Regions from separate parts of the Mus musculus genome. Here region 1 is linked to region 2. A link is a loop called in an ENCODE intact Hi-C map of the cell type or tissue named here. Cell type or tissue: gastrocnemius. All regions are shown on one strand. Each heading gives the region's core, and the rest is flanking DNA. Links, peaks and the distances in the headings are about the cores only.

Evidence for each region. Peaks named below come from ENCODE experiments on the same cell type or tissue, not always from the same donor. Only the 100,000 strongest peaks of a DNase experiment are listed, where the experiment ranks them.
Region 1: a loop joins it to region 2, with 2.5 times the contacts of the local background. A loop is called at or near these places in 3 of 42 quality-filtered maps.

What each region holds. Positions count from the first base shown.
Region 1 is chr17:24,213,417-24,230,402 of GRCm38, forward strand. Tedc2 (tubulin epsilon and delta complex 2) reads right to left here and starts at 7,435. Exons shown (of 10, transcript NM_028056.2): 1 at 7,275-7,435; 2 at 7,101-7,199; 3 at 6,836-6,894; 4 at 6,315-6,717; 5 at 5,737-5,790; 6 at 4,754-4,847; 7 at 4,473-4,584; 8 at 4,265-4,366; 9 at 2,834-3,024; 10 at 1,638-2,589. The coding sequence starts at 7,324. The coding sequence ends at 2,443. It overlaps Ccnf (cyclin F), which reads right to left. Exons shown (of 17, transcript NM_007634.4): 13 at 16,900-16,986; 14 at 13,268-13,367; 15 at 13,059-13,186; 16 at 11,492-11,661; 17 at 9,816-10,930. The coding sequence ends at 10,482. In gastrocnemius, for the core only: no CTCF peak of the experiment used is centred there; a DNase peak (open chromatin) is centred at 7,417; H3K4me3 peaks cover 1,548 bases; H3K27ac peaks cover 2,693 bases.
Region 2 is chr17:24,169,809-24,178,051 of GRCm38, forward strand. It overlaps Tbc1d24 (TBC1 domain family, member 24), which reads right to left. Exons shown (of 8, transcript NM_173186.4): 8 at 5,623-8,243. Among named protein-coding and RNA genes, the nearest start is that of Atp6v0c, 4.5 kb to the left of the region's middle. In gastrocnemius, for the core only: a CTCF peak has its summit at 3,795 (motif pointing right); a DNase peak (open chromatin) is centred at 3,814; H3K4me3 peaks cover 426 bases; H3K27ac peaks cover 1,028 bases.

The DNA of each region.
Region 1 (16,986 bases), core at 4,146-12,145, 48 kb after region 2:
AGAGCTAGGAGTTGGAGAGCAGGCTGAGCTACACAGTGAGATCCTGTCTCAACAAGACAAAACAAAAATCTGGGACGTGGGACTGAAGAAATGGCTTAGTGGCTAAGAATGCTTGCTTAGAGCCGGGCGTGGTGGCACACGCCTTTAATCCCAGCACTCTGGAGGCAAAGGCAGGCAGATTTCTGAGTTCGAGGCCAGCCTGGTCTACAAAGTGAGTTCCAGGACAGCCAGGGCTACACAGAGAAATCCTGTCTCGAAAAACCATTAAAAGGAAGAAAAAAAAAAAAAAAGAAGAAGAAGAAAGAATGCTTGCTTAGGGGCATAGTGGTACTTTATCTCAGTACCTTTAATCCCAGTTCTCAGGAGGGAGAGACAGCTGGGTCTCAGTGAATCCAACCTGAGTTCCAGGCCAATGAAGGCTACATAGAAAGACCCTAAGAAACACACAAACAAAAAGAACACTTGCTAATCTTCAAAAGGCCCCAAATTCTGCTTCCAGCATTCATCTGCAGCCTTTAATTCTAGCTACGGGGGAGCCGATGCTCTCTTTTGGAGCTTCTGGGAAACTGTACAGAGGTGTTATACACCTGCATTAAAAACAATTCTTCTGAGACAGGGTCTTAATATATAGACCCAGTTGGCCTTAAACCCATTGAGATAGACCTGCCTCAGTTTCTGAAGTACTGGGATTAAAGGTGTTGGACATAATGATCAGCTAAAGTGTTTTAACAAAAAGTCTAGGAGCTGGAAAGAGGGATCAGCAGTTAAGAGCACCTGGTGCTCTTGTAGAGGACCCAGGTTTTGTCCCCAACATCTTTGTGGCAGCTCAAAACCAACTGTAACTTGGTTGGCTTCTGCAGGTATCAGGTACACACACCAGGTGCACATTTCCATATAGGCACCCACATTCACATATTTAAACCTATTATTTTATACATATGGGTATTCTGTCTGCATGTATGTAGTCCATCCTATGTGCGCAGTGCTTAGCTAGCAACACTGGAAGAAGCCATTGGATCCCTTGGAACTGGGTCTACAAGCAGCTGAGTCACGTGGATACTCTTAACTACTGAGCTCTATCTCCAGCCCCCAAAATAAAACAACTCTGGGGAACAGCCTAGGAGTACTTGAGATTCTTGCAGGAAACCCCAAGCAGGAAGCAATCCATAATTGCTGCAGAGGCTACAGCCCTGCCCCCTGCCCTTTATTCTCCTAGGGAAGTTACAATTCCTTTCATACAGATGAAGCCTAGGAGGGGACAGTGCCATAAGTGAGGGGTACTCAGCATGAAGCAGAGACCCTCACAGGCTGGTCCTAGGTGACAATGGGGATGGAGTGGAGGTATGGGCACGTGAAAAAATGATCATGGGCAGGGAGGGGCAAGCCTATTCTGATGTGGCTTATGGCTTTCAGGGGTGCCAGGGGACAAATGTTAATGATTTTCACCTTCCCCTATGCAGAAGAGACAATGTTATACTTTTTGTTGTTGTTTTGTTTTTCAAGACAGGGTTTCTCTGTATAGCCTTGGCTGTCTTGGAACTCACTCTGTAGACCAGGCTGGCCTCGAACTCAGAAACCCGCCTGCCTCTGCCTCCAGAGTGCTGGGATTAAAGGCGTGCACCACCACTGCCCGGTACTTTTGAATTTTTAAAAAAGGTTTATTTATTTTATGTATATAAATATACTGTAGCTGTCTTCAGACACACCAGAAGAGGGCATCAGATCCCATTAAAGATGGTTATGAGCCACCATGTGGTTGCTGAGAATTGTACTCAGGACCCCTGGAAGAGCAGTCAGTACTCTTAACCGTCAAGCCATCTCTCCAGCTCATACTTTTGAATTTTTATTGGTAAACCCCTTCCTTTTTTATTTAAACAGAGTTCAGGCTGGCCTTAAACTTAGGATACTCTTCCTTCAGCCTCCCCTGTGGGATTGCAGGCACTCCAAACCCCTTAATTGATACAAGTCTTTTCATTTTGGTTTTTGAGACAGGGTTTCTCTTTGTGGTCCTGGCTTGCTCTGTAGATCAAGCTGGCTTTGAACTCACAGAATCACCAGCCTCTGCCTCCCACCTAGGTAATCGATACAATTCTTAAAACCACAAAGAAAGAAACAAGAAACCAAAAAGCTGCTTACCAAACCCTGCTATGATATAATTTAAATACTTACACTTCCTAAAGGAGTTCTAGTGTCATACAGGTAGTCTGGAGGTCTAGAGTGAGAGAAAGTAGAGGCAGCCAAGGACTCCCCCAGGAAGGCAGAAAGCTGAGCCTGACTAAGAAGTCTAAGAAGAGCTTGGGGGGAGGGGGAGCACCCTGGCCACGCAGCTTTCTCGGTGAGGTTATAGCTCCCCCAAACTGGAAAATCTCCCTCAATCCCTGTTCACTACAGTCCAGAAGAGAGGAGGGGGCTCTCCCACAGAGGCTTGTTTGCCCAGACTGCTTAGTCAGCAGGGTCATCTCGAAGGACTGTGAGGAAGCGTTCGCCTCCCTCACAGAGCAGACTGTACGCAGCCCGACACAAGGCCAGCCAAGGCGGTCCTCCAGGATCCTGGGTGTTTATCAGAGGGAGGAGTTCAGCCATCAGAACCTGGGGAACAGTACAGAGAAAAGACCTCAGTGGGCAAGCCTGGGATAAGAACACTTCCACCCTCTTTCCTTCCTCAGATTCTAGACATCCTGGCCATGAGGATGTCCCAGCTCACATGGAGGCCAAGAGGCTCACTGTCACAACCTATCCCAGCTACTGCTTCTCCCGAGACTTACCCTGGGGTTGGAGTAGGGTGGGAGTCAGTGCCAGCCTCAGTAAGGTCACTGGCTCCCAGGAACCCTACCTTTTCTAGATGGATCTGCTGGTGTAGCAAGGCCACCTGAAGCTTCAAGGTGGCCAAGGTCTGCAGCTCCTCGGTGCTAGCATAGAGAAGGAGCTCAGGGCTGCAGGCAGAGTCCACCTCTCCTCCGCAAACGGACGAGGCCTGAGTGCGCGTCTCTGCAAGGCATTCTCCTGGAAGTTGCTCTGTCACAGCTATGAGAAGAGACATCTGTAGTCTCATGGGGTGACAGCCATCACCAAGGTCTCTCTTCTTATAGGCCAGTACTTAGCTTTCCCCTTCCCTACTGTCAGTTGTATGCTTGGTTCTAAAGGATACAAAGCTGAGCTTTTAAAACAACCTAGAATAAGTCAGGCGGTAGCGCACACCTTGAATGCCAGGGCTTCGGAGGCAGAGGCAGGCAGCTCAGAGGTCAAGGCTATCCTGGTCTACAGAGCGAGTTCCAGGACAGCCAGGACTACACAAAGAAACCCTGTCTCAAAAAAACAAACCAAAACAAACAGAGTAACAAAAGCCCCACCCTAGTGTGTAGCAGCCCGTAGTATGCATAGTGTAATGGGTTTGTCAGCCTCTGGGCTGGTAGCCCTTCCTTCCAAAGTCACAGGCAAGGCAGGTTAAAGCGCCAGAGGTTCAGCTTGTGCATTATATATTCAGAAGATGAATACTAAGTCCCAGACCACACTGTAACTTAATAGTGGGGTGCTGTATTAACCAATGTATCGTGAAGAATGCTCCCTATTAGTTCATGATTGGTCAGTAAATGGCTGGGGCTTCTGATTGGACAGAAGAGAAGGAGGGGGCGGGGCTGGAAAGTGAGTGAGTGAGTAATGGGGCAGGGAGAGGGGGAGGGGAAGGAGGAAGAGAACAGAGAGGGATGGACCAGGAGAACCCTGAGGACAGGCTGACAGAGCAGAGGCATCCATGGAGACAAGATTGGCATGTGACTGACATTTGTGTGGTTTTAACAGACGGAAGAATTAGAAAAGTTCGAAACAACCTCTCAGCGTAGTGCCTATAGCTTACATATATATATATATATATATGTGTGTGTGTGTGTGTGTGTATATATTTTATATGTAAATAAAATAAATTATAGTCGGGCATGGTGGCACACGCCTTTAATCCCAGCACTTGGGAGGCAGAGGTAGGCGGATTTCTGAGTTGGAGGCTAGCCTGGTCTACAGAGTTCCAGGACAGCCAGGGTTATACAGAGAAACCCTGTCTCAAAAAAACAAACAAAAAAAATTATAGTGTTTCTGTGTCGTTTACTCGGGATCTATACAACCAGTCATGGGACAGAAACTCCCAATAGTTATTTATGAACAAAAAGAGGTATAACAGCCCCCCCACACACACACACCAGAAAATAATTTCTTGCTTTACTCGACCCTAATTCAGACCTCAGCACAGGTAGTGCTGGGCTAGAAACCTCACCTGCTTGCAGCACCTGTATCCTGTGGAGACACTGTCCTACAACGGTCTGCAGTCCTTCCAGGGTGAGCAGGCATCGGTACTCCTGCATCCAGTCAGTGGGAGCTACACAAGTGAAGGAGGGCAAGCAGGGTCCATGATGGTCCCCAAACCCTGCCTGTCCCTCTTTTACATTCTACCCTCCACCCAAGTTCCAGTCAGGACCACTGACCTATTGCAAGTTCCTTTTGCATACGAAGTCTCAGCAGCATACAGGCCTTCCTCAGGATCCGTGCGTGCGCCTCCACCTCTGTAGCACTGGGCCTGTGGCTGGAACAGCCTGACTGTGTATTAGTTAGGGAAACCCGTCTGTGGCCAGACCCAACCCTCCCACCCAAGATGAGTTTGGAGAGACAGCACTGCCACATCACAGGCCACACTGGTCCTTTCCCAAACCTGCCCCGCTTAGAGCCTGTTCTAGGACGCCCAGTTTCCCCATGACAGTAAGGATACAGCCATCTGGAGTTTGTGGAGGAACTGAGTTTTGGCGGCTCTAGTGGCATCTGTGGAGTCGTTGGTTCGTGCAGAGTTGAGCTGGGCCCACAGGCTGAAACAGGCCCAAAGGCACACCAGAGGAACAAAGTTATTTTAACCAACCAGAGTATAGCTTAAGAGGCAGGGGAAGTGATGGGCAGGGGCATATCCCCTTAGGTGTATGGCTTTGCTAGATGGCAGGAGGAGGCAACCGAAGCCTCAGAGAACCTAGAGATATTGTCCAAAACAAGGGGGCAGCAGAGATCTTTCCAGGCACAGTACAAACATGTGAGAGGAGCCACTGTTTGACCACACAGCACTTCTATAAAACAGGGCCCATTACTGTGATTCCAGAAGGAAGACAGTCTGGAATTTGTAGACTAAGTGTCTACATTCAGCCCTTAAGACTGGGGCTGGAGACAGCAGTTAAGAGCACACGGTGGTCCTTTAATAGAGGACCTGAGTTCAGATCCCAGCATGGACTCGGGCAGCTCACAACCACTGTGACTGCAGATCCAGGCACCCCGACTCCCCTCTCCTGGTGACATGCTCACCCAAACACACACGCACGCTACGTTAAAACAAGAAGGACGTGCCAGGCAGTGGTGACGCACACCTTTAATGCCAGCCCTTGGGAGGCAGAGGCAGGCGGATTTCTAAGTTTGAGGCCAGTCTGGTCTACAGAGTGAGTTCCAGGACAGCCAGGTTTACACAGAGAAACCCTGTCTCAAAAAACCAAAAAAAAAAAAAAAAAGAGAGAGAGAGAGAGAGAGAGAGAGAGGAAGGAGGAGGGAGAGGAGGAGGAGGAGGAGGAGGAGGAGGAAACAGACAAAAGGTTGCTTGGTTTAACTGGGAACTTCAAAGCCTCAGCATGCACAGGGATTAGTGAGTGCAGAAGCAGAGAGACCTCCCCTTCCCAATGTTTGCAATGTTTTCCTGTCTCTGTCACCACTCAGCCTTACCAGGAATTCCGAGACACTGCCTTCCTGAAGTCCTCAGGTAGCTGCAGGAGAGTCCTGTGAGAGAGAGAAGCCAATGCTAAGAGCAGTCTCCTCACATTCTAGGGCTGTCATTCTTTTTGTTATTGTTGTTTTGTTTTGCTTTTTTTCTGAGACAGGGTTTCTCTGTGTAGCCCTGGCTGTCCTGAAACTCACTCTGTAGACCAGGCTGGCCCCGAACTCAGAAATCTGCCTGCCTCTGCCTCCCGAGTGCTGGGATTAAAGGCGTGGGCCACCAAGCCCGGCATTAGGACTGTCATTCTTACTCATGGCTCAGAACCCATTGGGGCGAACCTTCTCACCTCCTCTCCTTTAACAGCTTAATTCTGACAAGCTTTTTGAAAACGGCTTCTGGAGGAGGGTGGGTGCTCGCCCAGTCCAGAGAGCTCATGGGCTGGTTAGGCTCCAGAACGACAAACCTGATACCATCCCAACCCTGTTCTGCCCTGTTTGCTTCAGTGCATGACCCTTACGGGTCGGCACCAGGGGCTTCCTCAACCAGCTCAATGCCCTGTCAGGATACGAGCGTCTGGGAAGCTTACCCCTTCTCCTTTAATGCGAAGAGTTCTGTGGTGTGATGAGCAGATGACGGGGTCATTTGTTGGTCCCTGAGGTCTGGTCCATACCCAGTAGTTTGGTCTTGTGTTCTTACATGGGTCTTATCACCCTTTGATCGTAGTCTGTGCTCAGGGTAATCCTTGGGAGGGGCTGTGGCCCGCTGTATACCCTTGGTGGATCTTGTACCCAATACACGGCTGCCACCCCGGCTGGGAGCCCGAGGATGGGAGGCGGCAGCGGCACCAGAAGTGGCTGCCTTAGATGTCAGAGTGGGGGTTCTGTCTCTTTGTCCAGCATTGGACACGCCTTTCCTCACACGTACAGCCTTCTCCAGAGCCTGGGTCAAAAGTTCCAGCTCCTCGAGATCTTGAGAACTCGGTGCACATGCTATGAACGTCAAGAACCATGCAAGAATTCCTCCTCACTGTCCCAGGATGGATTCCCCCATGACAGCAAGCCAGAGAAAGGCCAGGGACAGCACCCATAAAAAGCAGCTAACGTTTACCTGGACTTGGGTCCTCTTCTTTGGTTTCTGGAACTGGAGATGGGGTCCTGGCTGGTTCCCTGCAAAGACAGGGCAGCCATGGTATGGTCCAAACATTCTATCCCTAAGCAGATTCCCAGCCTCAGACCCTGGATAAGGGGTAAGGATAGCAATGGCAACCGGAGTCTAAAAGCATGCATTTGTATTTGGCCTTCTAGGCCCTGGGACTCTGCATAATCCTGATGGTCCGAGGAGGGACTGGCCAGGAGGTCCTGGGTCCGCGTACCAGACCTGCAGCAGCCTCCTGGAAACGCGCAGGCTCCGCTCCAACTGCCGCTGCCGATCGGCGCAGGAGTCCAAGGCGCCCTGCAGCTCCGCTACCAGCCTGAGGACAGGTACTATGTGAGCCTCCGAACCTCGCTCCCGTCCGCCCAATTCCCTTCCGTTGCACGAGACCCACCGGTGAGCGCAGTCTGCGGGTAGTAGGTAGTTTCCTTTAACACCAAGCATTTTTGCCGCCGCCAAGGAGTCCCGCGCCTTCCGGGCAGAAGGCCGCCCACTTCCGGGTAGGCTACCCAATCTTGAGCACAGCTTGCAAGTCCAGCTCCAAAACGCGAATCCATCTCAAGCTCCACCCATCATCCCAGACTCCGCCCTAACCCCTCCCACGGGAGGACGCAAAGGCTCTGTTGGAACCTGGACAGTGCCACTGTAGATAAGATAGCTTCTGATTTGGCTAATCAGATAATGCTCTTCTGACAGGGCATCCGTGACCCTCTAAAGTTTGGTTTTTTGTCTTAACCAGGTTTTGCCGAACCTACTTTGAAAGCAGAGATAAGCGGTCTTGCTGACTCCAGGATGACTTAGCAATCAAGCATATGGCCAGAAGACAATGCTAGAACTGGGTCAAGGAACATCTTAGGAATGTCAGGCGCCAGACGTGAACAATGAAGCCCAGGGAATCTGGAGCATGTGGCACTTAGAATAGGTCTGCTAAGCTGCTCTACGTCATGGAAGGTTGTGCAAGAGACAGAGGAGTGTCAGATAGTAGATAGATAGGCGGAGGGGAGGCTGAAGCCCAGAGAATGGCCAGGAGGCCGTAGATAGGACACATGCAAACACAGCAGCTAAGGGTCAGAGCAATGGTCTTTGCCCTCAAAGATCTACCAAGCTAGGCCAGCTTGTCAATACATGGTTAATATTGACTTGTTTGGCATAGATTATCAGTACATTATGTTCTCCATCAAGTCAGTTTGTGCAATCTCATGTAGTCTCAGCTGGCCTTCAATTCACTATGTATCTGATGACCTTGAACTCATGACCTTCCTGTCTCCATTTCAATTATTTTTTACTTTTATCTTTTTTGGTTTTTCGAGACAGGGTTTCTCTGTGTAGCCCTGGATGTCCTGGAACTCACTTTGTAGACCAGGTTAGCCTCCAACTCTGAGATCCACCTGCCTCTGCCTCCCAAGTGCTGGGATTAAAGGTGTGTGCCACCACTGCCCGGCCCAATTATTTCCTAATTAAAAAACTTGTATGTCAACGTACAACTTGCATGCCTAGTGCCCAAGGAGGCCTGAAGAGGGAACTGGATCTTCTGAAATTGGAGTTATAGATGGTTGAGTGGGTTTGTGGATCTGAATTCAGGTCCTCTGGTCAAGCAGCAAATGCTACAAACCAATGAGCTGCCTCTGCAGCCTCCTTCTCCCACCTCTTAGAAGCCTGCCACTAGACACAGCTTTTCCATTTGTTTCTACGGTGAAAAATGTGCTTGGCTGCTGAAAGAAATGAGGACAGGGAACAGTGCTCAGCAGTACTGGTGATATAAATTATTAGTTCTAGAGCCCAAGAAGTAAGGTAACCCTGGTTGTTTCTGTACAAAAAGAGCAAGAAAGTTAGCCCAGTGTCAAGTGGGAAAGGGGCTGAGATCTAGGCAGTTCCACTGTCATATTTGGGATAGAAGATGGGCACCCCTACTTACACTGGGCCTCCAGTAGCCCAGGGAAACTTAAGACCTGTGGAGACTAAGACTTCATAGAAGTCAGAGGGACCCAGGTGTGTGCCTAGAGTAATTGTTTCCTACCGGTGCAGGCTGGAAGTGGGCTGAGATCTTCTTGTGTGTGTGAATCTATATATTTGTATGCCACATGTAGACCTGGTGGCCACAGAGGTGAGATACCTTCCAACTGGAATTTAAGGTGACTCTGAACCATCATGTGGGTGCTAGGAAGCAAACCCAGGTCCTCTCCACAGGTAACAAGTACTCTTACAGGGAGCCATTCGGGAACCATGAACAAGATGGGAGGAAAGGGATAATTACCACTCATGCATTTAATCCTCACGGCATTCCTGTGAGGTAGGCATTACTGTCCCCTCTCATGGGAGGAGGCTGACGCATCCCAGGTTAACACTCAGAGGTGTAGGACAACAACCAAAATGCCTCGGCAGGGTGGTCAGAATGCTGCTAACAGTAGTAAAAAAGAGCTGCCATAGGGATGGAACAGAAAACAGAGAGCTAATGGGTTTGTACTTGTTCAAGGGTATCTGGGGCACTCCTGGTACTTTCTTCAGGGGTCAGCATATCTGCGCAGGCTTCAGCAGACACCCCAGGTGTTGAGGACAGCTGCCTCATAAATCACAAGGCAAAGCATTCGCTGACATGCTCAAAGGGACCAGACCCTGCTGGTTTCTCCCCACGGAATCCAGCCACAAACCCAGCAACTCTTCTGACTTCTCGCTCTCCTGCATCTTTGTGGCCTTGGGGATTACAAGTGATTGTTTATGGTGATCCTCTAGAAAGATTCGTTTTTCACAAGGAAAGAACATATGGCTAGAACCAAGGGGTGGGAGTAGGAGTTTCCGGTTCTGAGGTCAGATGACCCAGGCCCCGTTGACTTGGAGCTTCGGGTCCTCTTGCAGTCCTTCTGCCTGCCGGGACAGTCGGGAGAGGCACTGTGCAGGACTAGATTTTTTCTTTTTTCAGTTGAAGCACAGTAATATTGGGGATCTGTTATCTTTTTATTCAATACCCTCTATTTCAAATGCTTCCTTTTGTTCCCCATTAGAAGAAATGTAGAAATAAAGACAGGCAAAGAATGGCCTTGAAATTCAGTGCAGAGATACGGTCACATGGATACAATGGGACACAGACAAACCACTTTGGGAGGGACAGGGATGCCTGCAACTCCAGCTTTAAGGGCCTCACACACCATTAGGCTACAGTCAACACTGATATGCAGGGACACAGGCTCCCTAGGCTGAAGGGGTGTGGGAGGAGAGTGCTGTCTTCACTTGAGAGCTCCCCACTGGTCTAAAACAAGACTTGCCAGCAAGGGTTTGAACTGTGTTAGGCCACCTGGGCCGCTAGTATTCCAAGGAGGCTGTCAGCTCCTGGCCTCAGAAAGTGAATGCCAACACAGAGGCTCATGCTCCCGGAGACAACAGGACACAGAAGGGTAGACAGGGATGGGTTTCACAGGTGCGCATGACAGCTGGGTGGCTGCTGTCCAACACGTAGAGGCTGAGCTGGTCACTGAGCTCAGTGTCCTGACAGCTTGCACTGAACTCCCCTAAGGATCTACACAGTACCCATAGGCAGTGTCCTAGAGAAACAGCAGCCCTCCCTCAGTAAACATTCACCATAGTGAAGGCTAACACACTCCGAGCTTCAGGAAGCCAGGTGCATGTCCTTGTCACTGTGTACAGACAGGTTTTGGCGCTTTACAGGCTGCTGGTGAACACCGCTCTCTGGGGAGTTTGGGGGACGACACTGTAAACATGACTTCTTGGCCTGATGGTGGCAAGGCTTTGTGCTTGAGTGGCTGCCCACAGAGAGCACTGAGGTAGATTGCGGAGAGCCCCCCATGCCACCATCCAGGGAGCTTATGGGACTCGAGCTGCTAACAGAGGAGTATCCTGAGGTCGTAATGTCCTTGGCCCGATCTCCCCGATTGCAGAGAAGGGGCCTGGGAGCTGAGGCTGGAGGTGCCTGGGTGCCTGGTGCTGGGTGGATCTTGTCCTCTGGCCAGGCCTCCTCATCACTGGACTCCTGGCAGCAATGTTCTTCTGGGTTCAGGTAGACCACAGTGACATCAAGGAGTCTGCTGGGAGCTGTGACTGAGAAAATGTGGGGTGTTTATAGCTTAAGTATTAGAACTTGGGACCCTCCAGCTGCTCAGGACTGTGGGGCCCAGGCTATTGCTTAGGTAAAAGCCTTGTCTGTGAGTTTGACTCTCTCAAGCTGGAAAGGTTCCCCTTGATAACTCACAGGGCGGCAGAAAGTGACAAACTGGTCACCTAACTCACTTTATCTGAGTGGACACAAAAGCAAGCAATTGGAAAAGCAGGTGAAACTTGCCTAAGTCAGTGTTCCTGGCCAGAACACAGGGAAAAGGACCTCCTGCAGTACACACATACACACACACACACACACACACACACACACACACACACACACACACACACACACACACACACACACACACACACGACAGGATCTAAGTGAGGTCCTTCAACCAACAAAGACCCAGATAGGGATGGTATATCCTCTCTCCCTGTTAGGTGGGGGAAAACCCTTGACCCGAGTGTTCGATACTTTCCTCAGTACAGTGCCAGATGGCCCTCAGATCATGTGTCACCCGCATGCCACATCCCTTCCCCAGCACGAGTGGCACTCACCATCACCCTCCTTCTCGCCTTCGCTCTCCTGGTCTCCCTCATAGCCAGAGCAGCACTCCAGGCTCCAGTCCAGAAGGCTGCCTAGCAGTGTCTCCTCCTGATTCGATAGCTCTGCGGTGGGTGTGGTGACAAAGCTGCCTCTGTCCTCCTGAAGGCTGTTTTCTCGCTTCCTGCAAGGTAGGGAGAGTCCATAAACCCTGGCCACAGATGGCAGCACCTGGAGAGCCAACGTAATGCTATCTACGTGTGCCTCAATGCCCACATGCCCCTGGCTCTCACCGTGTGTTCTAGAAAACACACATGAAGCTAGGGCAGATGTGAGCCCTCAGGGCAGGGCATCAACTGGAGGAAGAACTGGGCAAGGTTAGGCTTCAGAATAGGCCAGCTTTGGGCCCTGGGTCCTTCTCATAACTGGCAGACTCATCACCCTACAGGGTACTAGACACACCAGACAGGGACAATGCAGGGCCTGACTGCAGTCTGTCTTTGGGCAAGGCCAACAACAAACCTGCCTACCTGGGGTCAGGGCTAGAGAACTACAGAGCAGTCTGCCTCTGGGAGAGCCTGCTACACTCACCAGGCCTTTCTGCTGTTGTCTTCAGAGGGAGTGTGGATGTCCCATGTTACCCTGGAGGTCTCTTTGGAGGCCCCTTCTGAAGGGGCTATGAAGGGCCTTTTGGAGAGCTGGTTTAACACTGAAATTAGGCCCTTTAGAGGATCAGTGATCCACCTCCAGTAGGTACCCATGTCTGTCTGAGATGTCCCCAAGGGTAATCCTGTCTCCAATAGTTAAGTCAAGAGGACCAAATACAGAGCACAGTGCAAACTGTGGCTTTCTCAGGAGGACCCAGATCTCCTCCACTCCACAGAGAGGAAGATGCAGTGCAGATATTTGTAGCAGGTTTTAAAGGAGGTGAACCCCACACTGCTGCCTCCTCACATCAGAAGACCGGTGACTGAAGCCAAGGACCCACCATCACAGAACGCTCATGGCTCATAAGTCAGGTATCACCTAGCACCAACTGAAGGTTGCTCAGGAGCACACAGCGCATTGAGGACTCCCAAGGCAGGGCTAGCAAGGGAGGAGGCTGGGTGTCACAGGATCCACAACTCAGTGGGTGAGGGAGCTATTCTAGGACGTATAGCAAAGGGCTGGTCTGGGAGATAAGGACAGACACAGGGCAGGCAGCTAACAAAGATACTACTCAAGTCACAACCCAACTATGGTTTATGCCACAGCACGGAGCAGAGGGCACCATGATGAATAAGGGTGTAAGGGAGAGATCTGAACAGGATCTACTGTGTTCAGGTCCATCTCCCTGAAAGTAACAGAGATAAAACAAGACAGACAGGCTCGAGTAACAACAACAACAACAACAACAACAACAAAAGGCGATGCTTGGGAACAGGCCTCGGCCAAGCCCAAGCCCCTGGGTTGATCTGGAAGCTGCTGTACAAACTGCCTTAGGAAGCTTTTATTTCTTGGTTGCTGTGTCAAGAAGGAAACTGAGAGCTACCATCTGTGAGGGAGCGAGCCATGGCGTGGCTGCAGACAGAGTAGACTCACCGTTTGCTCCTCCTCCCGGAGGGCGAGCTGAGGAAGGTGTGGATCTCCCCTGAGCTAGGGAAAGATGGGGGCTCTGGGCTTTCCTGTTTTACTCCTATTGTACTGCACAAGTCAGCATAGCTCAGCACCTGTAGGGAGGACAGAGTGAAGCACCACAGAGCCATCCAGGCACCCATACCAGGAGCCTAAGTGACAAAGCGGGGCTGTACCTCTTCCCGGCTGATTTCCTCATAGCACTTATCCTCGAACCTCTGCTTCACGGCCGTCAGAGAGACTTGTCTGTAGTCTTTGGGTGCATCATCGTGGAAACTGGAAATGGACACAGAAGCTGACATGTGACTCCCAGAGAGGACAGCAAGCTTTCCTCAGGGGGTTGGTTTCCAAAGATCAGGCACAAGAGTGTTCATCTCACATAGGAGCAGTCAGAGGCTGAGATCACTCATGTGTCTATCAACGGTCAGACGGACAAAGGTCCATTCAAACACCAACACAACATTGCAGTTTGACCCAGAAATGGAATACTCAATCGAGAAGCCAGATTCACAGACTGATAGGTTACATGACTGCTTCATTCAGAGATGTCCAGAGTGGGCAAAGCCACGGATGCGAAGCAATGAATGGATGCTGGGGCCAAAGAAGTTGGGAGATTGCTAAGTGATGGCTAAAGAATGGGGTTTCCTTTGAGGGGTGGCGAAATGGTCTAAAATTCGTTGTACAAATCTGAATATAGTAAAAAAAAAAACTTTTAAGATTTTCAACTCCTTCCCTCCCCTTTGGTTTTTGGAGACAGGGTTTCTCTGTATAGCCCTGGCTGTCCTGGAACTCACTCTGTAGACCTGGCTGGCTTTGAACTCAGAGGAATCTGCCTGCTGGATTTATTAAAGGCGTGCACCGCCAGTGCCCAGCAACTCATAAAACTTAAACGATCAGAGTGGGTAGAGTATATTTAACATACATAAAACCCTGAGGTCTATCCCTAGAACCAGAAAAAATACACACACACACACACACACACACACACACACACACACACACACACACAAAACCCACCAAAAATTTCTCTCTCTTTCTCTCTCCCTCTCTCTCTCTCACACACACACACATATACACACACTCCTCCTTCTTTGCAGATAAACATCAGGTCACAATCAGTGGAAGTAAAGGTGGAGGGCGAAGACACCGAGCCTATGACAGTCACCTTGCTTCCTCAGCATGGTCTGGGCACCACAGGAGGAAACTGGGTAGCAAAAGCATAATAATACTGACAGGTCCTCATCACTGGAGCCCAGTGGGGAGGCAGGAGGGCAGAGAAGATGCTGGTGGATTATTCTAGAGCTCAGACTTTACCCTGGAAGCCAAGAGGAGGCTCTGGGCTGAACGGAAAGGACGTGCTATAGAGAGGCAGCCTCATGGTATTAGCACAGTCTCCACAGAGGCCAGCTCTCAAGGCAGGTGACCAAGTGCAGGGAAAGGACACTGGACCCAGCCATCAGCAGGTCGTACAGACGAAGGAGGAGCACCCAGCACTACCTCTGGGAGGAACACCGTGGGAGAGCAGCAGCTCAGAAGTACAAGCGAGGTGGGCTGGGCTGGGCCCAGGAGCCCCGGAGTAGCTGTGAATACTGGGAGTGGTTAACTTTCTGAGGGGAGGGTCCAGGCAGTGAAAGATGCCAGAACTACCTGGCTCCTCAGGGAGGAGGCCATGAGGACAGAGAACCAGCCAGCCAGTGCCGCGGGGAGGAGGAAGGACCCCAGGGAAGGAAGCAAGAAATGGGAGGAACCAAACTGCAAGCCAAGCTGAGAGAAGGCAGAGGCAGCCAGCCCAGTGTCCAAGATACTCCCTTTAGAGCCAGCAGCCCAGTACCTGTCTACACCAGCCCTGTACCAATGTCCCCAACCTGGGACACAGGTACGTACCACTTCCACATCCCCACCCACCCTCCCCACCCGGTTTCTTTCTTTACAAAAGTTTATTTATTTTTGTATCATGTGTATGGGTGTTTGCCTGCAGGTACATCTGCACCACAAGTACTGGGGCCCACGGAGGCCAGGAGATGGCACGGGAACCTGTGGAACTGAGTTACAGGTGGTTCGGAGCCTCCATGCGGATGCTAGGAACTGAGCCCAGGTCTCGTGGAAGAGCGTCCAGTGCTCTGACCAACAGAGCCGTCCCTCCAGCTCTACCCACCCCAACTCTTCTTTCTATGGTCCATCCCTGCCTGACAAGCTATCGGGACTGAATTATTCTTGTCTGTTTCTTTCTTTTTAAAAACCCATACAGTACATTCTGACCATGGTTTCCCCTCCCCATCTCCTTCCCACTTCCCACCCATTCAACTCCTAGCTTTCTTTCTCTTTATGAAACAAAAAGGCATACTAAAAAAGCAAGCAAACCAGAATTTTAAAAACTGTGTAACACACACATAGACACACACACACACACATACACCATAAAGACACAAACTCAGGAACCATAATATACACAAAGACCCCTAAGACAAAAATTGCCCTAAGCTATGAGACAAAAACAAACAAACAAAAAAACACATATAAAAATACGAAGTTCATTTGTGTTGGTATCCGCTGTTGGGTACAGGCTAAGGTTAAGTGTGGCTTGTATACCCTGTGAGAGTCCATTAGAGAAAACTGGTTTTTCCTATTCTGGCCTTTTTCTAAGTACCCAGAAAAGGTCCTGTGAGGTGAGCAAACACAGCCCACATAGAGTCTGAAGCACAGATGGTGGGCAAATCACCAAAGCAGAGATGGGTGGGCACAGGAGACTGGTAGTGGGGACACCTTGACGGCTGGCTTCCTCTTCCTCAAGAAGACAGGTTCTACGTGGACACAGAAATAAGTCCATGGGACTATTTCTAGCTCTGGGACTTTAAAATGCCAACCCAGGGGGCTGGTGAGATGGCTCAGCGGTTGAGAACACCGACTGCTCTTCCAAAGGTTCTGAGTTCAAATCCCGGCAACCACATGGTGGCTCACAAACATCCGTAACAAAAAATCTGATGCCCTCTTCTGGAGTGTCTGAAGACAGCTACAGTGTACACACATATAATTAATAAATAAATAAATCTTAAAAAAAAAAAAAGAAAGCCAACTCAGGGCTGACCAGACAGCTCAGTAGACAAAGATGCTTGCTGCTTAATTAAGCCTGAGGAGCGGAGTGCAAGTCCTAGAACCCACAAAAGGCTGGAGAGAGCTGAACTCTGTGAGTTGTTGGTTCATCTCCACATGCACACATGTGCTCACACATCCTATAATAATAACAACAACAATAATAAAAAATAACAATACTAAAATACTATTATTGTAACTTTAATATACCTTTTTTTTTTTAATTTGTTTATTTATTTATTATATGTAAGTACACTGTAGCTGTCCTCAGACACTCCAGAAGAGGGAGTCAGATCTCGTTACAGATGGTTGTGAGCCACCAAGTGGTTGCTGGGATTTGAACTCCTGACCTTCGGAAGAGCAGTCGGGTGCTCTTACCCACTGAGCCATCTCACCAGCCCTATAATACCATTATTAATAACAATTTTAAACGTCAGCCTCAGAGAAGACGTTTTTGGCATGAAAAATTGCAAGAGGACATGTGGACTGAGTGACAGTAGCTAGGTGATAAAGCGAAAGTCTGATGGTAGGAGCTAGGTCTCATCAGGGAAGCGCATCTTACGGAGCCACCCCCACCAGCCTCCTTTCTGAAAACAGGGTCTTGGTACACAGTCTAGGTGTCATGGAGCTGTGACAAGTGGCTCAGAATGACCAGGACTCACACTGTCCCTTAGCCCTCTCCAGTGTTGAGAGATGACAGATTCAGAGTCGGACTCACCACTTCTTATGAAGGCTCAGGACACAGGGTACGAGGTCACTGTAGGAGAAGCCAGTGAGGTCCCACAGATGAGTGGTCCAGGGCTGT
Region 2 (8,243 bases), core at 244-8,243:
CCTCAGGCACTCCTGCTGCATAAGACTCAGGTTAAAGTAGTGACATCTAGCAGCACTACAGAACTTATAACAGAAGAAATCCCTCGTGTTGGGCTTCGCTGTCTCCGCCAACCCCCAGGAATACCACGCCCCACCTCTCCGGGCTTTAAAGTGCAACAGCCCTAGGTGTTCTGTAGTCACCTTCTTCCATACCTAGGCTCCTGCAGATTCAGGCCCACCGTATTCCCTTTAATTCCGGTGGTGGTTGTGGGTCCCTCACCTGACCCCCTCTTGTATAGCTGTCTGCCCACAAAGACGTAGGCATGGCTGTTTTTCTATTTATTTTTCTACTTTATTTTTGAAACGGGGTTTCACTGTGAAGTTCTGGTTAAGCTGGAATTTGCCATGTAGACCAGTTCCGTCTTGTCTGCCTCTTGAGTGCAGGGGGTTAAAAGCACCCTGCTTGATGGGCTTTCAGCATTGACACCTGTGAAAGGTAACCCAGATTTCTGAAAGTCTCAGAAAGACCTGATTGCCCTTCTAGCACCCATGCAAGGCCTACCTGTGCCAGGCCTCCTTTCTAGACCACTGATGGAGGACTGGTTTCCCCAGCAATGGAGTGGCTAAGGCTACCTCTGCCCTCCAGATACCCTTGTAGCAGCTTACGCACCCCAGCTGCCTGCCTTCCTTCTACCTATCAACTCAGGCTGCCTAGTTTCCTTTACCCTTCCCTCCTGAGCAGCCACGACCTAGCCTAGACCTCCCTTGAAACTCAAGGTCACATTCTAAGACCAGTGGGTTCTCCAAGTGGTCTCAATGCTAATACCTCAACTTCTCCATGCAGGCAATAGAGACACCTTCCCATCCTGCTACCTTCTCAGTCCTACATTTCACAGCAGAAAACTCCCTGTGTCCCCTTCCCACCTTGGCTGAATCCAGTCTACCACCCTTTAAACTGGCCCGTAGAAGAGCCTTTGTCTTGTTTCAGAGAGGACGTTACTGAGAGCAGCTTTAGCCCTTCCTCCACCCTCTCTTGCTCCATTCTGACTTTTGAAAAGAGGAATCTTCACTCTTGCCCCCACGCCTTCACCCTGTCTCTCTCCAACTCCTTGCCCTTGCCAAGGTCACACTTCCTTTCTAAGCCAGCACACAGGGCCTCGGTACTGCTATCTCCAGTGCTTCCTCCCTCTCCCCCTCTCTTTCTCCTGTGTGCCTAGAGCCTGAAGAAGTCAGAAGAGCTCGTCAGATCCCCTAGAGCTAGAGTTAGTAATGCCTGTGAGATGCCAGGTAGGTGCTGGGAATTGGACAGAAGTCCTCTACAAGAGCAGTGAGTGTTCTTAACCACAGAACCTTGCTTTAGTCCCCATGGGTTTTTTGTTGTTGTTGTTGGTGGTGGTGGTGGTGGTTTTGGTTTTTGGTTTTTCGAGACAGGGTTTCTGTGTGTAGACCAGGCTCGCCTGGAACTCAGAAATCCGCCTGCCTCTGCCTCCCAAGTGCTGGGATTACCATGCCCGGCCCTTGGTTTGTTTTCTATTCAGCACTTAATATCCCACAATTCTTTGCTGCTTAATCATGTGCTAGGTAGGTCCTTCTTGGTGCGCTTCCCTTTGCTGTCTGCTATCCTCCAGCACCAGTTCCCAGGTCTCCTTACTTACTACTCAGAACCCATTTTCCCACAGGAAGTCCTCCTGACATCCCCCATGTTTCTCCTCTCCCTCCCCTAAGTGTCCCCCTCTGGCCCTTGCATCGAAGGTTGTTGTGACTTTTTTTTTTTTTCAGACATCCAGTAGGGTGCCCAGATCTGGCCACCCTAGTAACAGAGCTAAGCACCTAACTATATGTCAGGGCCTATGCTGAGGCATTTGAGGTTATTGTCATGCCTACTCTTAGTCACTGGTTAGTGAGACAAACCTAGGAAGACTAAGAGCCTTCCTCCAGTCACCAGCTAACAAATGAAGGAATTACAATTCTGGTCTAGGGCCCGCGCTAGTGGCTGAACTACCAGGTGAGCCACCATCTCTCACTTCGTTCCATTTCAAACCTCCCACCCAGATCTTCCAGGCACTGTGCAGGGCCTCTACTCTGAGTGGACTCTAGGAAAGAAACCACAAGAGTGCATCCCTGCCTTCTCCTTTACTGTTACTTCCCCCTTGGCATGAAATCATAGGTCATGAGTTCTGGCCTGTCACTGTCAGTGGGGATTTCCAGACACAGAGAGGGAGGGGCTTGGAAATGCACATCAGAGACCCATAAGGAAAGGGACAGAGATGGAAGCTGGGCTCCTTAAACAGCCGATGGCACTTTCCAAAGGTCCTAGAGAGGAGGCAGAGAAGTTCAGACACTTCTTAACATCCCAAACAGCCGTAAACTGGAAAGACCAGGGAAGCTATTCCCAAGAAGGAAAGACCAGGCTTGAGAGTACACAGCTGTCACCTCAGCACCATGGGCTCTGAGGCAGAAAGACTGTTAAGTTCGAGGCCAACCTGGGCTACATTGTACTGTCTCCAAACAACAACAACAAAAAAAAAGGGGGTGAGACAAAAGAAAAGAGAAAAAATGGGAGGAACAAGGGGAGGGGGAAGGGAAGTAGACAGGGAGGGAGAAGCAGTAGCCTTTACAGGAACATCAAGAACCGTGTGACCCAGGAAAAGCCCTGCAGCAGCCTCCTTCCAACCCACCACAAAGGCATGGGGGTGGAGAGAGAGGAACCTGGGTGAGATAGAACCACGTGTGGCCCAGACATGGCTGGTGGAAACATTAAATAGCATAGGTAACGGTACTATTCTGAAAAATGGAACATGATCAAAGGCAGCTTGTTCTTTTTTTTTTTTTGGTTTTTCAAGACAGGGTTTCTCTGTGTAGCCCTGGCTGTCCTGGAACTCACTTTGTAGACCAGGCTGGCCTCGAACTCAGAAATCCACCTGCCTCTGCCTCCCAAGTGCTGGGATTAAAGGCATGCACCACCACTGCCCGGCGGCAGCTTGTTCTTTAAAAAAAAAAAAAATTAAACTAAAAACTAGTTGAGCCATGTATGGCAGTGGACATCTGTAATCCCAGTGTTTAAGAGGCTGAACAGGATGGGAAATCTTGAGGCTAGCCTGGGCTATACAGACATAAGGGTGGCACTGTAGAGTGTGTGTTTAGCAGCGTGCATAGGGTCCTGGATTTAATTCTTAGCACCAGAAATAAATACCTATAGACTACGGATCAAAGAAATAACAACAGGGAGGGCTGGAGAGAAGGCTCAACGGTTAAGAGCACTTGCTGCCCTTGAAGAAGACCTGGGTTTTAGTCCCAGTATCCATATGACAGCTCATGGCTGTCTTGTAACTTGTTATAGGGAGTCTAACGCCATCCTCTGGTCCCATGGCACACGGGCATATGTGCAGGTGATCACCCACAGAAATAAAAACCCCTGCTGCTCGTGGTGGCACACTCTTTAGCCTTAGCACTCAGGACTCAGAAGTAAAAGGATCTCTAGGAGTTCAAGGTCAGCCTGGTCTACATTGCAAGTTCCAGGAGAGCCAAAGCTACATATGGAGACCTTGTCTAAAATAAAATAAAAACTAATAAAGTCCAATAAACACAGAATCTGTCTTGCTCTGCTTGGGCTCCTCGATAAGTTTGAATATCACATGGTTTGCAAATCTACACTGTTTCTATGTATCAGACCACAAGAGAGACACTAGATACATATTTACAAGGCAATGGTTCTAGAGACAGAGAAACCCTTCCTTCTAGCAAAAATTCCAAACTTCAAGAGTGCAAGAGTGATTGGTTCTTAACGCTGAAGATAAACAGGCAGGCAGTGAGGCAGCTCTGCCACTAGGGGGCATAGGAGATTAGTTTACTGTAACCTTGGCTCTGGAAGCTGGTTGTCAGGTGTTGAATAAACCCCAATCTGTCTTTGACCCTATGTTTCTCCACTTGGTAGTGGGAACACACTATCAGGAAAGCAATGCTGAGCTGGGAGCCTGTTGTGGGAGCACACGCGACCCTGGACAAATCTCCCAAAGGAAGCCAGAAATGGGTTTGCTAGATAAAGGGATGTGTGCCCAGAAGGAGGATCTGGGGCTCCGTCATGAGGACCCAGAAAAAGCTGATCCCTAAATTAAGTCTTAAAAGATGAAAAGGTTGCAGGGTGTGGTGGCGCATGCCTTTAATTCCATGCATGGTAGTAAAGACAGATGGATCCCTGAGTTCAAGGCCAGCCTGGTCAACAGAGTGAGTTCAGGACAGCCAGGGCTATACAAAGAAACCCTGTCTTGAAAAACAAAAAAGAAAAGAAAAAAAGATGAAAATGTTTAAAACAGGAAAAAGATGCAACCCAGTTTTCTTCTTTGTGTACATGTGTGGGAGGCTTAATGTAGCCTAGGCTGGCCTTGAACTCCTGATCCTCTGGCCTCTTAACTCCCAAGTCCTGAGCTCACAGGTGTGCTCCTTGTGTTTGTCCATGACTCAGTGCCAGTCACAGGATGGTCCTGAGCACTGACAGTAAGAGGAAAGAGCAAGTTTAGGGAATGCTGGCAGTGCAGGACAAACCTTGGAGATGCCCTGTACCAAACCAGCAGTGCAGCAGCTGTTTATTCTGCAATGTCCAGCACTCGTGCCCCGGAGGGTGGAGGGCAGGAAAGCAGCAGTGTTTTAGGAGCTACACCAGAGCCCAGTCTTCCACCAGAAGGTGTTTGAGCAGTAGTAAACAGCCTACAAACAGCGGTTCTGGATTCCTGTGAAGAACTGCAGAAAACCAGTGCTCACTGGAGCAATGCTAGTGTAGTCCTAGGGTCAAGTCTCTGCTGGCCTAGTAGACAAGCACTTCACAAACTGGGTTAGGCCTCCCAGCATCCTCTGAAGTAACCTGCAACACAGCAAAGCCCTTGTACTAGGAGACAGCAAAGGAGCAGACCACAGGCCATATTTACCCTTGTGGCCAATCTGGGGATGAGAACTAGAGAAGTTGGCTGCCGCTGTTTCATGGAGAAGCAAGTGGGGTCCCAGAGGAGTTGCAGGTACAGAGCCCACAAGTCTTACAGGGAGGAACCAGGCAGGGTAGTTGGCATTTGTGTAGAGTTCAAAGGAAAATGTTCTGCTAGGCCTGGTTGTATAGGCCTATAATCTCCCCTACTTGGATGGGCTATTGGTTCAAGGTCTGTCTGGGCTACAGAGTGAGTTAAAGGACAGCCTGGGTACTCTAGGACACTCTGTTTCAAGCAAGAAAGTAAAACAGTATTTAAAGAGGTATACAAGGCATTAGGAAAGATGTCACTATTAACTTATACAAATGTCCGAGTAAAACAGTCTCCTTTTGCATGAGAGATGGGAGTTTGCCTTTTGATACTGAGTTTTGTTTCACAGGAACCAAGATGACTGGAGATATGTGATGACGATTCCTGACAGTGGTCCTTCTCCATTTACTCCAAATGACGAGTTGTGAGGACCAAAAGGCAGAAAAGCAAGGTCAGGAAGCTGTGGCTGGCAGTGCAAATCCAGCAGAGGCTATACTTGCCTCTGTGCAGCCTCGTCGCTTTAGCTCTACTTGATCGATCCTTGGTCTATTCCTTCTCAAGAGGTAAACAGTATATCCTGCGAGAAAGGTGTGACGAGCCTCCCACCCTGTACTCTCATGACACAGATGTACAAAGATACCTCTTCAACAGATACTAACTTTATTTAGGAAACATACTAACACTAACCAAATCACTTATTTTCACATCACAAAGTTGTATATTGCTGCAAGTCCACACTTTTGCTTTGTAAGCACGAGTATGCTGGCTACTCATCCAGACACTCCGATGGTCAGCTGGGGACCACATTGTTTTCTGTTTCTTTTTTTTTTTAAAGATTTATTTATTTAGTATACAGTGTAGTACACTGTACTGTCTTCAGACACACCAGAAGAGGGCGTCAGGTCTCATTACAGATGGTTGTGAGCCACCATGTGGTTGCTGGGAATTGAACTCAGGACCTCTGGAAGAGGAGTCAGTGCTCTTAACCACTGAGCCATCTCTCCAGCCCCCTATTTCTTTTTTAAAAGATAAGGTCTTTATGTAAGCTAGGCCAGCCTAAAACTCCCTGTTAGGTCAGACCAGCCCCATGCTTGCAATCTTCCTGCCTCAGTCTCCTGAGCGCTGAGATGACAGTGCAGTGTGACTCCTCTAATTGGTGGCCATTTGTCAAAATCCATAACTACAAGGTTTAAAAGGCAAAATTATGCTTTGGAACTTCTCCTTAGGCCTTCAGCTTACAAACTTTTTTTAAATCTTTCTTCTTTGTTTGTTGTTGTTGTTGTTTTGAGACAGGGTTTCTCTGTATAGCCCTGGCTGTCCTGGAACTCACTTTGTAGACCAGGCTGGCCTCGAACTCAGAAATCCGCCTGCCGCCTCTGCCTCCCGAGTGCTGGGACTAAAGGCGTGTGCCACCATGCCCGGCTTAAACCTATATTTCAATTTTATGTTTATTGTGTTTTGCCTGCATGTACGTCTGTACACCACTTGCATGCAGTGTTCAAATAGCCCAGAACAGGGTGTCAGATCCCCTGGAACTGGAGTAACAGATGGTTGTGAACCACAATTTAGGTGTTGGAAATCAAACCGGGATTATCCAGACAAGCAGACAATGCTCCCCCACCCTACTCCCAGAGACAAGGTTTCTCTGTTTAGCCCTAGCTATCCTGGAACTCACTCTGTAGACCAGGCTGACCTTGAACTCAGAGACCCACCAGCCTTTGGCTCTTGAGTACTGGAACTAAGGCACCACTCAGCCAGTGCTCTTATGAGCCATCGAGTTCAGCATATAAGCTCCTGAGCGCATCTCCAATGTGGTGGTATAATGCACAGCAGAGGTGCTCTGGTCTCTTCACATAGGAAAATAGGCTAGGCAGCAACTGCAGAGCAGACAAGCAGCACACCAATGGATGCCTTCCTTTTGTTGTGGTTGGTTCCTGACATGTCACAGATTAGCCTATCCATGTGTCCACTGGCTGCTTCCTTAGTCCTACATACAGTATTCACAATTTCCATGCAGATCAATAAATGACCAAGCCTTCAAACAAGTATCATTTGTCTGTAACAACGTAGCCATGAGACACTGCATCTAACACCTACAGCACAATCAAAGATTGATGTAACAAGGGAAGTCATAAAAGACTCCATTTATTTGTCTGTTTGTTTGTTTATTGAGACAGGTCTCTTGTAGCCATAGCTAGCTTGAACTTGTTCTGTTGCTAAAGATGATTTGACATTTCTGCCTCTACCGTCCATGTGCTGGGATTATAGACACACACCAGGCCCAGATACGAATCTTAATACCAAAATTATCCTTTACACTTCATATGCTTTCCAGCCTGATGGAAATACTGTGGGGAAAGAAGTGTAAAGCCTGTTTGGCACTCATGCTTGACATAACAACTTTGTCACACAGACCTGAATAGAGCTATGGAGGAGCTAGCCCTCTCTGAGGTAGTTGCTACAGAACTTCAACCTCAATAGTGACTTAAAAACAAAACAACTAGTACAATCTGTAACTTTCTAGATTTAGTGAAGATATGAGAGAGCAGGTCTCTGTAAAACTGCATGTATTCCTGTACAGTCAGGGGCACTGCACCACAATAATGTCTGTTTTATCTTTCCCTTCATTTTTATTTTATGTTTATGAGTGTTTTGACTGTGTCTGTGTTCTACATTGGCACAGTGCCTACAGAAGCCAAGAAAGGGCTTAGATCCCTAGGAACTGAGTTATAGATAGTTGTAAGCCATCATATAGATACTGAAAACTGAACTTGGGTACCCTGGAAGGCCCAGTGCTCTAATTACTGAGCCTTCTCTTTATCCCCAGCCCATGTATGTATGTATGTATGTATGTATGTATGTATGTATGTATGTATGTATGTGTATATACACATATACATATATATTTTTAAGACAAGGTCTTATTATGTAGCCCTGGCTGGTCTGGAACCTGTTACATAGAACAGGATGGCCTCAAACTCTCTGAGATCCCCCTACCTCTACCTTCTGAATAATGGGATTAAGAGTCTGCCACTAGGCCAATTGTTTTTTGATGTTTATAGTAGACAAGTGGATGAGAGTCTATAAATTCCATCTCAGCAATTCTGATGTAAACTGAAAATCAGTTCAATATATAAATGTAGGGCTGAGGGCATGGCTCAGTGGTAGAGAACTTGCCTAGAATGTATAAGGTCTTAGGTTCAATCCTCAGCATCTCAAAGGGAGGGGGCACAAAACCTAAATTGTCAAATATAAAAT